Regions from separate parts of the Homo sapiens genome. Here region 2 is linked to region 1. The links are chromatin loops, found by intact Hi-C in ENCODE. Cell type or tissue: K562. All regions are shown on one strand. Each heading gives the region's core, and the rest is flanking DNA. Links, peaks and the distances in the headings are about the cores only. Region 1 overlaps MYO3B (myosin IIIB). Region 2 overlaps MYO3B (myosin IIIB).

Evidence for each region. Hi-C counts contacts between places; a loop is a spot of excess contacts. Peaks named below come from ENCODE experiments on the same cell type or tissue, not always from the same donor. Only the 100,000 strongest peaks of a DNase experiment are listed, where the experiment ranks them.
Region 2: a loop joins it to region 1, with 7 times the contacts of the local background. A loop is called at or near these places in 1 of 110 quality-filtered maps.

Annotation. Positions count from the first base shown.
Region 1 is chr2:170,358,426-170,367,670 of GRCh38, reverse strand. The region is part of intron 8 of MYO3B (myosin IIIB); the gene reads right to left. Among named protein-coding and RNA genes, the nearest start is that of MYO3B-AS1, 12 kb to the right of the region's middle. RefSeq lists an enhancer at 4,478-4,772. In K562, for the core only: CTCF peaks have their summits at 4,266 and 6,153 (motif pointing left); DNase peaks (open chromatin) are centred at 4,230, 4,620 and 6,140; H3K4me3 peaks cover 1,019 bases.
Region 2 is chr2:170,258,743-170,267,987 of GRCh38, reverse strand. All of the region lies in intron 7 of MYO3B (myosin IIIB), which reads right to left. Among named protein-coding and RNA genes, the nearest start is that of MYO3B, 85 kb to the right of the region's middle. In K562, for the core only: no CTCF peak of the experiment used is centred there; DNase peaks (open chromatin) are centred at 3,448 and 4,093.

The sequences.
Region 1 (9,245 bases), core at 1,928-6,927:
GATATTATGCAAAAATGCTAATAACCATGTTTCCTGAAAAAAGAGGGAACCCAAGAGGTAGTTATACTGTCAGTAACATAGGTGTATGGCCCAGTCCTCCTAGCATTAGGAATAGTGTATAAAAACTCCTAAGATAAACATAGCCCCTATGTCCTCTGAGAGTTCCTACTGAAGATGCACCCGGTAGTTGTGCACACCCCCAGGAACCTCAGAGGGAACGGGTAGGATGGGAGTCCAGGAACTGCTGGATCTGAAGCTAAGCCTGCTTACTGATTTCTTAATAAGTCACATTATGTCTGTTTCTCATCACCAAATAGGCATATCAGTATTGAAGTATTTCCCAAACATGGGGAGAGAAATTTCTTGTTTCCTCACATAATATTCATCCCACCCATCCGTCACCCTCCCCACATTTTTGTTTTGGCTTTCTTCCTGTGTTAATTGTTGAAGCGTCATCTGACTACCAGGAAATGCTCATTGAAAAGAAAGAATGAACAAAAGGACCAGGGGTCCCTCAATAGCCTGTTGACTAGTGGCAACACTTCAAATTAGTAAACACAGGGGCAGAGACTGAAGGTGGAAGGAGGCAATTCACAAAAAATTCATAGCATGTGAAGGGGAAAGTGAGCTGGAGCTGCCTCTCTACCTTCCTCCTTAATATAGGTACCTCAGGGCAGTGTTCCAGGTGAGGCCTGAAAACAAGGTCCTTTGGGTACTTCAGTAAGTAAAGCTCCTTGAACAGGGATTGAGAAAGACTAGGAAACCCATACTCCATCCAGCCTTATGAAAAGATGCCTCCACTGGAGTCTAGGGACCACAATTAAAGGTGGTATAGCTTGTTTCACAATGTTAGCATCCACTGGAGAAGCAAGGCTTCCAACACGGTCGCAAGATCATTTGATATGTTAGAGAGGGTCCCTCTCTAGATTATGGAGGAATAAAAGAAATGAATGAATAATGAAGTCAGAGAATTAGACAAAGAAGAAACTAACGAGTAAATCTGTTATTTCTTGAAGATCCAAAAAATGAAGATAGTAGGCATTCTACTTTCTGGAAGCAATGATCAAGAAGATCTGTTGGCCAGGCGTGGTGGCTCATGCCCATAATCCCAACACTTTGGGAGCCCAGATAGGAGGATTTCTTGAGCCCAGGAGTTCAAGAGAAGCCTGAGCAACATAGTGAGACCTCATCTCTACTAAAAATAATTTAAAAATTAGCAGAGCACACCTGTAGTCCCAGCTACTTGGGAGGCTGAGGCAGGAGGATCACTTGAGCCCAGGAGTTTGAGATTGCAGTGAGCTATGATCCCACCACTACACTCCAGTCTGGCAACAGAGTGAGACCCTGTCTCAAAAAAACAAAAACAAAAAACAAACAAAAAAAAGTGCTTTCTTAGTTCTCCAAGTAAGAAAGAAAGACTGAAGTGGGTTGAATGTCTGCGTGATAAACCCCTATTAACTTCAGTAGGGATGGCACCAAGTTCAAGAGGCTGAAGGAGAGACCCAGAGCCAACAAATGAGATATAGGGTTTTATTAGGAGAAACTTACATACAGGGATGATGCAGTAGCCATGTGCTGGACAGAAGAACCACCACTGCATGCAAAAAGCATGCAGTTTATATAGCATTTTCACTTCACTCCCTCCTCCTAACAACCTCCACCTGGCAACCTTCATTTAACGCAAAACAAAGAGCCTCACTCCCCTGTATGCTGATGTTCCACAGGAAGGGCCCAGAGCTCAGATGTTCCTCACAGACAAGGAATTTATCTCTGGGTTGGGCACGCTCTGAACTCCAAACACATATTCAGGTGCAACTGCCATACAGGATCATCCTCAGGGTATGCTCAAGTTAAATTATTGCTGTCGGGTGTGTCTACCATATACCATCATACCACAGGATCAGCACAACTGAACCTGAGTGTAAAGAGGAAGAAGGCTAAGCAGAGTTGTGACTCTCCAACTGCATTGGAGGATTTTTAGGGAAAGGGCATGAAGAACTTGAAGGTATAGCTTTATTCTAAAATACTCCTCTCTATATTTTTTTCTCATGGGGAGCAAAGAGCCAGTCTGAAATGGAACTATTATTTTACAGATAAATAGAGGAAAGTTATGCCTTAAGAGCAGATAGAAAGTCCTGCGTTACTGGATATGAGGGCATAGCATCATATCGTTTACTCAGCAAACATTTATTACTCAGCACTAGAACTAGCCACAATACATAAATTAATTAAAAGCTATGACCCTTTTCCTCAAGGATCTACAATCTAATTGGAAAGACAGAAGGACAAGAGAAGCACAAGAAACAGCAAAAGCCATATGTTTGCTTCTATCTTTAGGATAAGAAATAATAGCACAAAAGCATAGGGTTTCAGAGCCACAGGGACTGAGATTTTCGATTCTAGCCCCTCTTTTAAGAGGTGAGGAAATGGGATCAAGTCCTGGCAATGATGAGGTCAATTCCTCAACTCCCACAGGAGGACCCTTCCTGCTTTGTTCCGTGTTGTTAAAAATGACAAAGGTACAACGTACGAAACAATACTTCGCGGCCAGAGGGAAGAACTGTAGTCAGGGAAGACTTCCTGGAGCTGGTAAGAATTGAGCTAGGTAAGTCTTGGGGGAAGTTTTGGAACTAAATTGAACTAAACTGGGGGAGTAAAGGCAGAAGTCATACTGGGGAGCCAGACCGGCAATGCAAGAAGCAGACTAGACAAGCTGCAAAGCCAGTAAGTCAGGAGGCCACCAGAACACTGACCTTCACCTCCTAAGCTGCTTCTTTTGAATGCCTAACAACAGTTACTGCCTTTAGTCCCTTTACCAACTTTAACTAAGGTATAATTGTTGTTGCTTAAGACTTTGTAGTTTGGTGCCCAGAATTCTTACTGTTTAAGTTTGTCGGCTTGTCATTTCTATCCCTGGTCAGCAGAGATTTAGTGGATGAAGATGAAACTGACAGCTGGGATTCCTAAAACTCCTGATAGCCTCCATGTCCTTTTATAAAGCAAGATAGAATCCTTTAACCTGATTTGGAGAACAAACAAGTAGAACTAAAGGAGTTCTAAGAAACGTATTCATTTCAGGTATTGCTTATTAAACCAGGAATTGCAAATTCCAAAAGAAGACTATCTTCCCCCAGCCAGGGACTGAGCAGTTTTTACAAAAGGATGCATAAAATGTTAAACTCTGTATGGGATTGGGGGCCAGCCAACATGAGGTGAATTAGGGGAAGCACTAGACACATAAAGCATTCCATCAAAAAAAGAAGCTAGTTTCCTAGTCAAAAGAGTTTGGAAAACATTGGTGATTCTCTAAACCAAGTAAGTTTGGAGTTTTGTAATGCACACAAGCCTATTAAAGGTTCTTACAAGAGCTAGGGTTAAAAAAAAGTTTAATTCTATTTGAGCCCACGTTTCCAAGCTTACTTAGCCACAGAGACCTTTTTGTTTGTTTGTTTGGGCCCCACAAATGATATCCTTGGAAGTTCTGTTGTAAGCAATTAGTCGCATGATTTTAGAATGGACACCAGAGTCCTCAACTCAGTGGACTGAGGGGACACTGTAAGAACTCTTAATAATTGCCACATCTCAGACACTCTGGAGGGCTATTGTTTCTGCAAAAGACAGTGTTTCAACCTGGGGAGATATTTTCCTGAGCTCAGTTCTTTCCAGAGTCCTTTATTCTAGAAAACAAGTAGCAAGGACTAGATTTAGATACACTACTTTTCCCCAAATCATAAGTAATTCTTTCTTTCATTCATTCCTGGATTTTTTAATCTTTTTTAAAAAATTAGGATTTAGATATGCTTTCTCTGTGCTAACAGACAAAACAACAGAATAACAATTTATTTATACCATGAGATATATGCAAGAGACTCTGGAAATAAGGCCATGATGGGTGGTTTTGAATATGATAGAAAAGTCCACCAGAAGATAAAGGAAGCAAATTTCAGCCTTGAAGGAAATCAATCCACTATCTAATTTGAAATTCTAGTACCTTCCATCATGCTTTCTTGGCTGAAGATTAATTCTCAGAATCTATTAGTGTCACCACATTAAACACAGGTTGTTGCAGCCATTTGCAGCAATCTCCCAGTCTGGCTTCTGCCAAAAACAGGCAAAAACGGGACATTTCTTAGCAAGAAACAAGGTCGGGCTCTCAAGCTGGTGGTGTCTGTGCACTCTCTGCTCCAAGACAATAATGCTGTCGTGACACAGCTACTCTGTGCCTGTAAACTGCCATTTCATAACCAAAAAACCGGATGCCTGCAAGGGGGAGCTATTTGTCAAGAGCCTCTGACTGTTGTTTACCAATGAATAAAACACTTGATATAGAGCAGCTGAAAAGGCAAAAACTAAAAATACTAGTAAACTGGGTAAGAAAAGCATGAGGGTGAGCAATGTATTCCATACATTGGGGCAAAACTAGATCAAAACTCAGGATTTATGACTCTTCTCATTTCTTTATAAATATTCTGTCTTTTATACTTCCTGCTATTTTCTTGCAGGCCTGCTACTTGAATTGTTATGTGTTCCCATTGCTACAGAAGATCTAAACATTTTGGATCTGAGCAAGCATTTCCCTGCCGTGTGATTCACTGTGCTGCCCTGTGGTTGCTATCATCGTCAAACAGAAGGCTGACTGACAAAGAGGCCTCTAAATCAAGGGGAGAAAATCCTCCAGAGGATACACTAATTATAGGTTAAATATCAGAGCACACAGTATTCTGCCTTGGAAGAAAATTTCCATTCTGCAAGACAAGACTATGACAAACAGGCATTTTCTCAAAATGACTAATGCCTCAAAAGAAGGCAGAATGAGAAACTTGATGCTGTGTATGGTATTTCTGTGAAACATCACCCCCCTGTTTGGTGGAATATTTAACTGCATTTCAGTTTTCCTGAAGTCTGAATATCACATTTGATGCTGTTGCAAAGTCTCACTGGTGAGAACTGAAATTGCATGCTAACTTCACATTTGGGGTGGGGAAGTGGGGTCCTCCCCTGAAACAGGTAAATGAGAACTGGGAGTGCATTACTCAGTTAGGCAGGTCTATGGTTATCAATCAGAGGAGAATAGTCAGTATTTGCTAAAAGACAAAAATCCCCAAGAAGGTAGGATGGAGAGCTTTTGAACAGGAAGCTGAGTCTCCCTTTGAAATGAGTAACGGGAATAGAGTCTGTGTAAAAAGCAAGAGACCACATGGCTACTGGACGACAGGGCAGCTGCCATCTTGCCAGAGATCCTGGGGCAAGGTTGGAAAGATAAACAAGTGAGCCTGATCTTTAGACAAAGCTGTCAGCACCAAAGGTCCACAGTAAGCTCAAGTGAAGGTAGGACGGAAATGGAAAGGGAAGAACATTGCATTTCCTGAAGCCTGACACTGGGCAGGAAACTTGGGGATAAAGAACATCTACTTTTCTCACCCAGAGAAGACTCAAAGAAAGTAAAGAAGGTGACAAAAGAAAACATATAGGGTGGTGGTTTGAAGCCAAAATATCACATCTCTGAGCAAATGGGACAGAATCTACCTCTAGAGTTAAGACGTGTGCACCAGTGTGGCTGGAGAAAGTCCCTATGCAAAAACAAGGCCCAGGATCAGAGACCCCCAGTAAGGCAGAGAGCTGCAATATGTAACCCTGTAATGCCCCAGGGTTGCAGCCTCAGTGAAACCTGTCAACCAGGAACCTCTTTACCCTCTATCTCTAAGCCCTTGGTCAATATGAAATAGTTTGAAAAGCCCAGACTAACTGACTATGTTCTTAGGGAAGGAGATGTGGTAACAAAAATTCTAGATCCTCAAGCCCTGCTTGTCTGGGGACAAGTGGAGAGCCACAGTGAGGAGGAACAGAGGAAAGGAGACTATACTATAGACAAAAGGCAGAATCAGTCTGGGAGGAGGAAAAAGAGAGAGAGATGTAAAAGTGCTAAACAAATGACATGAAGTTAGAAGGGCCAAGTGAACCAGGCCAGAGCCAAGTAGCAGGTCAAGATGGGGCACAGATTCAAGGTAAAGAGAGGTATCTCCAAGAAAAAGTCACTGAAGGCATACTGACCGAGTTGGCTGTTTTATTCTTGTTCTTGGCACCTCCTTCTTATGTTTAAGCTACGCTTTCAAACTGTCCTACGGCATTTGACAAAGAATGGGGATAAGGTTGCCCTCTGCTGGACACAGTGGCAGCCAAGAAGATGTCAATTTTGTGTCCGAGAATTAAGGCAGTCTTAAGGATTGTTAACTGGTGGCCCCAAGTCATCACCTTCTCCCTCCTCCTGGCTTTCTTTTTTCTTTGGTTGAGTTTTTATAAAAAGCACCTTGCAATTAACCAGATATTTCTCCAGGCAACTCCACCCATGTGACACAGTCAGGGCACAGATAAACACAGCCCCAGCAACTAGCTTATCAGATTGTTAGTCTATGTTCAAATGCCACCCTTTAGTTCAAAGGGCTGGAGAAGGTGTGGTCCCTGGGAGATCACACCTTAAATGGTTAGAAAGGTTATTGTGGGGAATAAATGAGTTAATTCATGTCTAGTATTTGGTATATAGCGAACAATTGATAAATGTCAGCTCCCTGGGCCAGACACTGTACTAGTTGCTGGGTATACAGTCAGTCAGTCCATTGGAGGAAGATAGCTGTGGTACACCTATTGATAATTAGCAGTATGAGTGCTACATAAGTGTCTTACTCCATTTTGCACTGCTCTATCAGATGACCTAAGACTGGGTAATTTATAAAGAACAGAAATGTACTTTCTCACAGTTCTGACGGCTGAGAATTCCAAGATCAAGCCTCCAGCAGGTTCAGTTGTCTGGTGAGGGCTGCTCTCTACTTCCAAGATGGCTCCTTCAGAGGAGAGGAATGCTGTGTCTTCACACAGTGGAAGGCCAAAAGGCAAGAAGAGACTAACTGCCTCTCCTTCAAGCCTGTTTATCCAGTACTTAATCCTTAATCCCATTCACCACGGAGAGGCTCTCATGACCTAACGACCTCTTAAAGAACCCACCTCTTAATACTATCACAAAGCCAGCACCTGAATTTTGGAGGAGACACATTCAAACCACAGCAACAAGGAAATGTTAATGTGCAATGGCTCCCTCAGTTAGATTTTAATAATACTGTGCTCATTAGTTAGCTACTTTCTCTCAGTTGATTCCTACCACTGAGGACAAATTTCTGTTTGATAGTAGATGCCCTGATCAGAACTTTCAAAGTTCTGAGGGGAAGGGAATTTCTGGGGTCTGGCAATTCAGCAAAAGCAAAGAGCTTTGGCATTTTCAAGTTCATGCCTTTGGGTAATTTTTTTAATGTCTGGCTCATTTCTTTGATTCGAAAATCAATTTCCATTTTGACAAACAGTCATGGTCTGCTTCTTAGTCCAGGCTTAAATGCCCAGGGACACATGAATTGTATTTCTTCCCATGATCCTACTTGCCACCCTTCCCTGAATTAAATCCACAATTCTCATTTGTATGCATTCTTCTCCCTACAAGGAGAAGGAATAGAGAGTACCCAGCCATCCTCTAACAGAAATGAACAATCTGTTCCACAGTGCATGATCATTACATGCTCAGGACTATACCAGAACTGGGGTTGGGGCTAAGAGAGTGCAAATCAAACAGAAGACATTATATTCATCCACAAGAAACTTATCAGCTTCTGGGGTAATACCAAACTTACACATATGAAAGATTTAGAGAATCAGATGAGATTGATTTCATTGATTCATTCAAAAACTTACTAGGTATTTACTGTGAATGGTGCCACAGCAAATGCCTAGGGAAAACAATGCCTGGAATGAGACATTTGCTTTCATGGGATTTAGAAAGAAGTATTAGAATAGACATGGACATAAATAATAATAATTTAAGGCTGAAAAGTATAAGCACTAGAATAGCGCAGACGAAGTAAATAATTCTAACTAGGAGCAAGAGTTTCACATGAGAGATGATCCTTGGGTCTTAAAGAACAAAAGGGGTATTGACAGAAAATGCAGGCAAGAGGCATTCCAAGCGGAGGGTACAGTAGCCTTTTGAGGAAGTTCATTGGTATAAAATGCAAGGCTCATCTAGGGATATGAGTAGAACAGAACAATGCAGTTATAATAGAGATGGGGTGAGAGTCTGGCTGGAACATCTTTTCAGAACCCAGAAGGTCTTGCTGGTAAGTTTGGGCTTTCTTAGCCACATTAAACTGAGGTTCATGAACAAGGATATAACACAATTAGATATTTGCTTTAGAAAATAAAGTGGCACCACATTAGAGAGTAGATTAGAGGGAAGGAGTGAATTCATTTAGGAAGAATACAGTCTGAATTAATGAAATAGAAAGGGAAAGATGATGATTGTAGCCCTGGAACTTGAAGACAAGTCAAGAGTGTTGAAAGAAAAGAGAAGAGGTCACCAATGGAATCTTAGGCAAACTTAAATTTAATAGATGGGCCTGTAGCTAAATGTTTGTGAACATAAAAATCTTTTATCTTCACTACCCAACTAAAATCTCTCTCAAAGGACCCTAAAGGCCTTTAAGTTGCCGATTCTGTGTTCCCTTTTTAGTTCTCATTGTATTCAACCTCTCTGTTCAAGAGGTCACTAATGACCATCATTACCCTGGTTTCTTGAAACATTCTGTTTCATTGCCTGTAGTGATGCTACATCTCTTAGTTATTCTTTTACTTTTCTGACTACTCTCGCTCATTTATTTTCATTACCAGGTGGAATAAGATGACAAGGGCAGAGGAGATAGGGTATGCAAAGACAAGGAGAAGCGAAAATAGAACTGATAGCTTTTATGTGCACAGGCTTAGAACTTGCTCCTGAACAACTACTGCCTTTGCCTAGTAGCTCAAATTTATAAATTAAGTAATATAGAGGGAATTTGCCTACTACGGAGAAGGCCGTCCCTATTCTTGGAGACCCACAATCCCAAACAAGTCTGTAGATTCTGCTCAAAATGAGTGGTTGCAACTATAATGTGCATAGCTGGCATTAAGTAAAAATTTTAAATGCAAGAAAATCAGCAAAAACTACTCAATAAAATTTTCAACTGATTATTGCTAATAATTCTTATAATAGGTTTAATGAGATATAGTTCACATACTATACAGTTCATCCATTAAAAATGTACAATTCAATTATTTTTAATATATTCACACAGTTGTGCAACCATTACCACAATCAATTTCAGAACATTTTCATCACCCCAAAAAGAAACCCCGTATCCATTAGCATTCACACCCTATACTCCCTCAAC
Region 2 (9,245 bases), core at 1,639-6,638, 99 kb after region 1:
AATCCACCCGCCTCGGCCTCCCAAAGTGCTGGGATTACAGGCATGAGCCACCACACCTGGACTTTCTACAGTTTCTTTATCCATTTTTTCCCTACAACATGGATTCTGTCCAACCCTAAGCTCTTTCACAACTATGTGCCCAAATGCCAGATTTTCTGAACACTAATATCTTACTCTGGGTCTCCAGGCCAATTCTTCAAATTCCATCATCTATGTCCTCGAAAATAAATATTACCACAGATTACTATATTTGCAATTTTGTTCCTATCAGATATCAAGAGGAAGAAAGTTTCTACAAGATAAACTAACTGTTCATGACAGGAAAAGTGGAAATTGTCTTGACCAGTTGACATGAGCCTTTGGAATGAATAACACTACAGAGCTCAAGACCAGCTAAGGGAACTTACCCCCACATCTTGGGTGAATAATGATATTTATCTTGTCTCTATGGTAAAAACAGATACAAAACTGTATATACAGCATAATTCTATTTTTATGGAAGAATAATACATTATGTGTGAGTAGCAGAAACCAACTAGTCTGCCAAACCAATTCTCTTTCCTTCTGCACACAAAACTAGATTATATTCCCAGCCTTATAATTAGGTATGACCATGTGACTAAGTATTGGCCAATGGAATGTGGGCATAAGGAATGGAAGCCACTCTTGTGCAGTCCTCCATATTCTTTCTACCTGTGTCTGCCAACCCAATGCTGAGCATCCAGCAGAGGACTAAGGGGCCCTACAAGATGATGGGTCTGCTTGTTAAATATGGCAGAGCCTCTGTCAGGCTGGGTTCCCCAAAGACTGTGAGGTGCAGAACCCAATTCCCACCCTACCCCCAGCTGCTGTTTGAGTTTTCTGTGAACAAAAAATAAACTTTCATCTGTTGAGCCACTGAGAACAGGAAGATGTCTAGCTAGCTTTCCTGGCTCTAATACAGAAATATATCTCTAGAAAAATGTCTGAGAAAATGTGTATCAAGATGTTAATCAGATAGTGGGGTTTGTTTCCTTCATTTGGCTTATTTATGTATTCTAATTACCTGTAAACTTTTTTAAGGTTTTCAAAACAATAAAATCTATATACCAGTTTCCCTTCTGGAAAACTGCAAGTTTGGTCATTTTCAGCTGATATTCCCTAAGAGGGGCAGAGGATGCCAAGTGTTGTCATTCCTCCATTATCCACTGTTTCACTCTATTGCCATCAGAAGAAACCTATTAGAAATGACATGGGGCTGTTTACAGCTTTTATTGACTTTCAATAAACTTTTGACCCCACAGATGAGAATCTGTCGTGAACTAAGAGGTATGAACTCACTATAGACCCCTAGGTATTGTGACACTTACATAAGAACCTGGAACTTCCTTCTCTCATTTGTGTCAGAGTCCTTGTACTTCTCTGCTTGACAGAAAAAAGCATAATAAGCACATTTCTATATGCAAAGCACAGGACTCTTTGACAAAAACTGTTAAGAAATAGATCAGCCATTGAAAGAATGACCTTAAGAATATTCTAAAACCAGAGTTATAATTTCTAGTAGATATCCTACAAAAATGTAATTAGCCCATAACCAGCAACAAACTACCTTGATCAGTTACCTAGAAATGCATTTGTTTAACTTAGCACACCAAGAAATGACATACAGCTAGTTTAAAAATTAATGTTTTGTTGAGTTTAGAACTGTTTAGTTTTATGGGCAAGGTAGGCACTCAATCCATTACTCTAAAAAATCCAAAAATTAATCTTGTATTAGGCCAAGCCACCAGGGAGCTATATACATGAGGCTGCATTGTTTTATTAATTTTGACTGAATTTTTCTTTATAATCATTATGTCAATCTACACTGAAAAATTATTATTGGATTTACCATAAAAATCATAATTATGATTACCCATCCTGAGTATTCTGCTTGTGTTTAATTCTCTGAATACTGTAAATAGTGTAACTGACTATATTTTCCTTTTTGCCTTGACAGCTAGGGAGCTCAGAAGTAAGTGTGCCATCCACAAGTGAACAGAAAAGTATGGTATGCATTTTGTTTACCAGCCTCCCCTTGGCTTAATCTTCTTTTTCCTATTTTTTTCTACTTTATTTTATGTTGTATTCATACAAAATTCCTCTGTCATGTGTTTTCATCTTGTTGCATACTCTGTGCTTTTGTAAATGGTTTTAAATACTTTTTAGAATGAGCCAAGAAATAGAGGGATGTACACATAACTAGAGAAAAGGAGAAAAAAGTACAGGACTGGAAGGTAAAAGGAGACTCTCAGTAGGACCACAAATTTTCTTCAAGCAATAAAATCTGGTATTACCTGGACTGTAATGCAACCAGGGACTAACAGTCCTTTACTTCCATTATCTCTGCCTATCTTGATGCTCCTGGTTTTGATATCCCTCTGACCTGACAACAACTTTGTGTCTTGGCCCATGCCTGCCACATGCCCTGACCTAGCCTGACCTTGCCTGTGCCCTGTCTCTGTATCACTCAAATCTTGGCATGGGAATTGGGTACCTGGCAGTGTTCCTAATAACTCTGATTAGTTGATTCTGGCCCCAGCCATGCTATAATTACTCTCAAATTCACATATAATGTAGGTTTTTATCACAATTACTTTCCAAGTTATATAAAAGAGTGCTTTCTTTTAGAACCTTTCTGAAATGCATAAACCTTTTCAGAGTTTGGAACCTCCAGCTATGTAATTTATAAGCTAAGAATTCATGGAGCTCTGAAATTAAGGCCAAGACTTAAAAATCTAGAGGAGCTACATATTCTTTAAAAGTCTGTCTCCAACTAGAGGAAGACTTTGGGAGGTGAGGGCAAGACAACCCTCTGTCAGGAGGTAAGAACAGTTTCAGTAAAGAGATGGGGTGCCATTATGAAAGCCAGCCCCAACAGCTTTCTGGCTTATAATCACAGCATTCTAAATATGAATTCTGTAAAATCTTTAAAAGGCTTTTTAAAACTCTGCCCTCAACAATTATCTCCTCTCACATATCTTCATTTTCTACCTCTCCACTTGCCCCTTTGGCTTAACCTGATTTTCCCACATGACAGCAGGATTTCCCTTTTCACTGACAAGCTGCACTCACTACCCTCAAATCCACTTACAACTTAACTTTTGCCACTAGCTTTTGCTCCTTACCTTGCTACTGCCATCCTCCAAAACTAAGCCATCACCCAAAGTCTCTCAAATGTCAAATCCAACAAATATCCTCTTTCCAATTTTCATTGTATTTATCCTTTAAGAGCATAAGACAGTAGTAATAATAGTAGCTATTATTTATTGAGCAACTACTATATATCAGGGTATTTTGCCATACCATCTCTTTCCCTCATAGCACCCAATAACACTGATATTATGTCAGCTAGAAGAGTTCACATAACTCATCCGAAATCACACAACCAGCACGTGGCAGATTGAATGTCTGCATGGTGGATTAAGGATGACTGTAAATTCTTTGTCCCTCCTCCTTTGAAGAAGTGTAGTCCTCTCCTTAAAACCGGGCTGGCCCTGTGATTTGTCCTGACCAGTAGAATGTGGCAAAAGTGATGGGTGTAACTTCCAAGACTGAGCCTTACAAGATCTGCAGCTCTGCTTTCCTGTACTGGGAGAGGACCCTCTTGGATGATGACTGCCACATAGGAAATCCAACTACCCTGAGACCACCATACTGTGAAAAAGCCAGGTAAAGAAAGGAGGCCATGTAACAGAGCACTGGGGCATTTAAACGAATGTGGGGAAAAGAAAGAGAGATCAGACTGTTACTGTGTCTATGTAGACAGAAGTAGACATAAGAGACTCCATTTTGTTCTGTACTAAGAAAAATTCTCTAACCCTAGCCCCAGCCCTGTGCTCGCAGAGACATGTGCTGTGTTGACTCAAGGTTTAATGGATTTAGGGCTATGCAGGATGTGCTTTGTTAAACAAGTGCTTGAAGGCAGTATGCTTGTTAAAAGTCATCACCACTCTCTAATCTCAAGTACCCAGGGACACAACAGGAAGGCCACAGGGATCTCTGCCTAGGAAAGCCAGGTATTGTCCAAGGTTTCCCCCACATGTGATAGCCTGAGATATGGCCTCACGGGAAGGGAAAGACCTGACCGTCCCCCAGCCCGAGATACCGGTAAAGGGTCTGTGCTGAGGAGGATTAGTAAAAGAGGAAGGCCTCTTTGCAGTTGAGATAAGAGGAAGGCCTCTTTGCAGTTGAGATAAGAGGAAGGCATCTGTCTCCTACTTGTTCCTGAGCAATGGAATGTCTCGGTGTAAAACCCGATTGTATGTTCTATTTACTGAGATAGGAGAAAATCACCTTAAGGCTGGAGGTGAGACATGCTGGCAGAAATACTGCTCTTTAATGCACTGAGATGTTTATGTATGTGCACATCAAAGCACAGCACCTTTTCTTAACCTTGTTTATGACACAGAGACATATGTTCACATGTTTTCCTGCTGACCCTCTCCCCACTATTACCCTATTGTCCTGCCACATCCCCCTCTCCGAGATGGTAGAGATAACGATCAATAAATACTGAGGGAATTCAGAGACTGGTGCCGGTGCCGGTCCCCTGGGCCCACTTTTCTTTCTCTATACTTTGCCTCTGTGTCTCTTTCTTTTCTCAGTCTGTCATCCCACCTGACAAGAAACACCCACAGGTGTGGAGGGGCAGGCCAGCCCTTCAAATGAAGACTTCTAAGACCTTCCAACCCAGCCCAATTGCCTGCTGAATGTAGCAGCCAAGTTGATGCCTCCAATTGACACTCACTATGCGGAGGAGAAAAACCGTCTAGCCAAGCCCTGCCTGCATTTCTAACCTACCAACTCATGATAAACCACAAATTGTTATTTAAGCTGCTAAGTGTTAGGGTTGTTTGTTACACAGCAATAAATAACCAAAGTCTGGTTCTAAGATCTCCTGCTGCTTAGTCGCTCCAATTTTTTACCATCTCCTAATTCCTACCAAACCAATTTATCCTTCAAGTCATTTAATGATGCAATGATCAAATGATCATTGGTAACGTCAAAATCATGTTTTAATTTTAAATTTAAAAGCATTTTGAGTAGATTAAGTATGCATTAAATGTGGTGCTAGGTGCTACGACAGATACAAAAATTCAGAAATTTATAGTCCTAGACTTCAAAGGCTCTTACATCCTGGGAGAGAGATAACCAAATACACAAATGGCCCTAAATACACAAAGGAGTGAGCAAAGATGATGCTAGAGTAGCAACCTGAACAGGGAAGAGCACAGGCCCAGGGTTCTGACTGGGACCCCCAGATTTAGAGGGTGGCTTCCACACATTGTCCATGGACGCATATCTACCCAAACGTGGACAAGGATCAGCTTTGATTTCTTCCTGGCCCTCAGAACCTGTCACACAACCAGTCACCAACTCCACATGGCCAACTCTTACTTCATTGTCCCATCCTCTGCCCTGTGCTGATTTGCTTGTTACAAGCTTGTTACAGGCTCCTCACATTTCACCTTGCCTCCTCCCTCCTATTTTCCCCAACTCATCCTTACTGTCTCTAGAAGGATCTTTCTAAAACACAAGTAAATTTCTTGTCACTGTTCTCAAAGCAGCTGATGGCTTCCAGTTCCCCAGAGTCCCACCCAATGGCTCTGCATGGCTACCAAGATGCTCAGCATTCTGTTCTCAAGGTAACCATCTAGCCCCGTCTCTCACCCCAGCAACTCCAGACCTGGACCCACTTTTGCACAGCTATTCCTTTGCTAATGTTCTCACTAACGTTCTGAAGGATCACTTTGGCCCCAATCCCCATCCTTTTGAAAATTCTGCCCCTTGTAGGTTCAGCTTAAATGAGGTACAAGGCCTCCCTGGATCTCCTTGGTCAAAATTAATCATTTTCCCCTTTACATTTCCAGAGCCCTTTCTTTATACCTTCATTCCATTCTGTCTGATGTGTACACTTAGTCACAATATGGAGTTTCAAACAGACTGCGAACTCTCAAGGGCAGAAGCTCTGCCTGACTGATCACTACATCTCCCCAGCTTTGAGTAGTCCTTCTTACATTGGAGATGCATATATATACACACACATATATATACACACATACATATCTTCTATTGATGCTATCCTATATTCTATTTCCAATCTTCCTGAACATTTATATATTTGAACTTTGATTAAGCCTGCCTAATCTATGTCATTCTTAGACATTTGTACCATCAGCCAAAAAGATGCAGATTAAATGCTGACAGGATCAAATCATCCTATATAGCATGAAACAATGCGAAACAATGCTAAACATAGCATCATGCCACAACCAGGCATTTTCCCCTAAAACTTTTTATACTGTGTACACTTCATGATGAAAGATCACATTATATGTGGCCACTTAGCACACATATCATGGGATTATGCATGTGTACTGGCAGTCTCCCTACTTAAAACACACATGTACTGATGACCATTGAAACTCACTCTGTTGCCCAGGCTAGAATGCAGTGGCAAAATCATAGCTCACTGCAGCCTCAATCTGGTGACGGGATCAATTCTCCCTCCTTAGCCTCCCAAGTAGCTAAGACAACAGGTGCTCGCCACCATGTCCAGGTTTTGTTTTGTTTTGTTTTGTTTTTTGGTAGAGACAGGGTCTAGCTATGTTGCCTAGGCTAGTCTTGAAAAAATGTATTCTTGGCTGGGCGTGGTAGCTCACATCTGTAATCCCAGCACTTTGGGAGGCTGAGGCGGGTGGGATCCCTTGAGGCCAGGAGTTTGAGACCAGCCTGACCAACATGGAGAAACCCCGTCTCTACTAAAAAATACAAAATTAGCTGGGCGTGGTGGTGCATGCCTGTAATCCCAGCTACTTGGGAGGCTGAGGCAGGAGAATTGCTTGAACCCGGAAGGCGGAGTTTGCGGTGAGCCAAGATCGTGTCATTGCACTCCAGCCTGGGCAACAAGGGTGAAACTCCGTCTCAAAACAAAAACAAAAACAAAAAGAAACGAAAGAAAAGAAAAAATGTATCCTTTATTTTCCTCTCCAGGTACCATCCCATTTTTCTGCATCACTTTAAAGCATACTTCTCATAAGAGTGTCTATGCTCACTATCTCAAATGACTGTTTTTGTTTCCCCTCTCTTCTTACTATGAAATATATCACACATAACCCAACACTAGTATAATTACCCACTAGAGTCAAGAAATAGGCTATTGCCAGCACCCCAGGTCCCATTCCAATTTGGTTTTTATCCCCATAGCTCCATCAAAACAGCTCTTTTTCTCAACTGAATTCTTTTTTTAGAAAATGTCAACTTTCATGTTAGATTGACAGAGTGAATGTGCAGGCTTGTTACATAAGTATAGTGTGTGATGCTTCAGTTTGGGATACAATTGGTCCCATCACCCAAGTAGTGAGCACAGTACCCAATAGGTGGTTTTTCAACCCTTCTTCTCCTCTCCCAACTCCAGTAGTCCCCAGTGTCTACTGTTCCAATCTTTATGTCTGTGTGTACCCAATGTTTAGCTGCCACTTTTAAGTGATAACATATGGCATTTAGTTTTCTGTTTCTGCACTAATTCACTTAGGATAATAGCATCCAGCTGCATCCATGCTGCTGCAAAGAACATGATTTTATCCCTTTTTATGGCTGCATAGTATTCCATGATATATATGTACCACATTTTCTTTATCCAATCCACCACTGATGGGCACCTATGTCTTTGCTATTGTGAATGGTGCTGCAATTAACATACATGCACATGTGTCTTTTTGGTAGAATGATTTCTTTTCCTTTGGGCATATACCCAGTAATGGGATTGCTGGGTTGAATGGTCGTTCTTCTTTTAGTTCTTTGAGAAATCTCAAAACTGCTTTCCACTGCTTAACTAATTTACATTCCCATCAATAGTGTATGAGCATTCCCTTTTCTCTGCAGCCTCACCAACATGTTATTTTTTGACTTTTTAATAATAGCCATTCTGACTAATGTGAGATATTTCATTGTTGTTTTGATTTGCATTTGTCTGATGATTAGTGGTGTTGAGCTTTTTTTTTTTCATGTTTGTTGGCTGCTTGTGTGTCTTCTTCTGAGATGTATCTATCTCTTCATGTCCTTTGCCCACTTTTTAAGGGGGTTATATGTTTTTTGCTTGTTAGATTATTTAAGTTCCTTACACATTCTGGATATTTGACCTTTGTGGATGCATAGTTGGTGAATATATTCTCCCATTCTGTAAGTTATCCATTTATTGATATTTTATTTTGCTATGCAAAAGCTTAATGTGTCCCACTTATCAATTTGTGTTTAATTATGTCCCACTTGTCTATTTGTGTTTTCATTGCAACTACTTTTGAGGACTTTGTCATAAATTCTTTGCCAAGGCCAATGTCCATAATAGCATTTCCTAGGCTTCCAGTTGGATTTTTATAGTTTTAGGTCCTAAGTTTTTAATCCATCCTGAGTTAATTTTTGTATATGGTAATAGGTAGGAGTCTAGCTTCATTCTTCTGCAAAAGGATAGCCAGTTATCCAAGCACGATTTATTGAAAAGGGAGTCCTTTCCCCATTGCTTATTTGTGTTGACTTTGTTGAAGATTAGATGGTTATAGTGGCTTTATTTCTGGGTAATCTATTCTGTTCCATTGGTGTATGTGACTGTTTTTATACCAGTACCATGCTTTTTGGCTACTGTAACCTTGCAGTATAGTTTGAAGTTGAGTGACGTGATGCCTCTGGCTGTGTTCTTTTTGCTTAGGATTGCTTCAGCTATTTGGGCTCTTTTTTTGTTCCATATAAATGTTAGAATAGTTTTTTATAATTCTATGAAAAATGACATCGGTAGTTTCATAGGAATAGTGTTGAATCTATAGATTGCTAAGGGACAGAATGGCCTTTTTAACAACACTGATTTTTCCAGTCCATGAGCATGGAATGTTTTTCCATTTGTTTGTGTCATCTATGATTTCTTTCAGCAGTGTTTCATTTTTAGTTATCCTCGTAGAGATCTTTCACCTCCTTGGTTAGATGAATTCCTAGGTTGTGTGTGTGTATTGTAAATTGGACAGTGTTCTTGATTTGGCTCTCAGTTTGAACAAGACTGGTGTATAGAAATACTACTGATTTTTGTACGATAATTTTGTATCCTGAAGCTTTACTGAAGTCGTTTATCAGTTCTAGGAGCCTTTTAGGTGGAGTCTTTAAGGTTTAAGGTTTTCTAGGTATCAAATCATATCATCAGTGAAGAGAGATAATTTGTCTTTTGCTTTTCCTATATG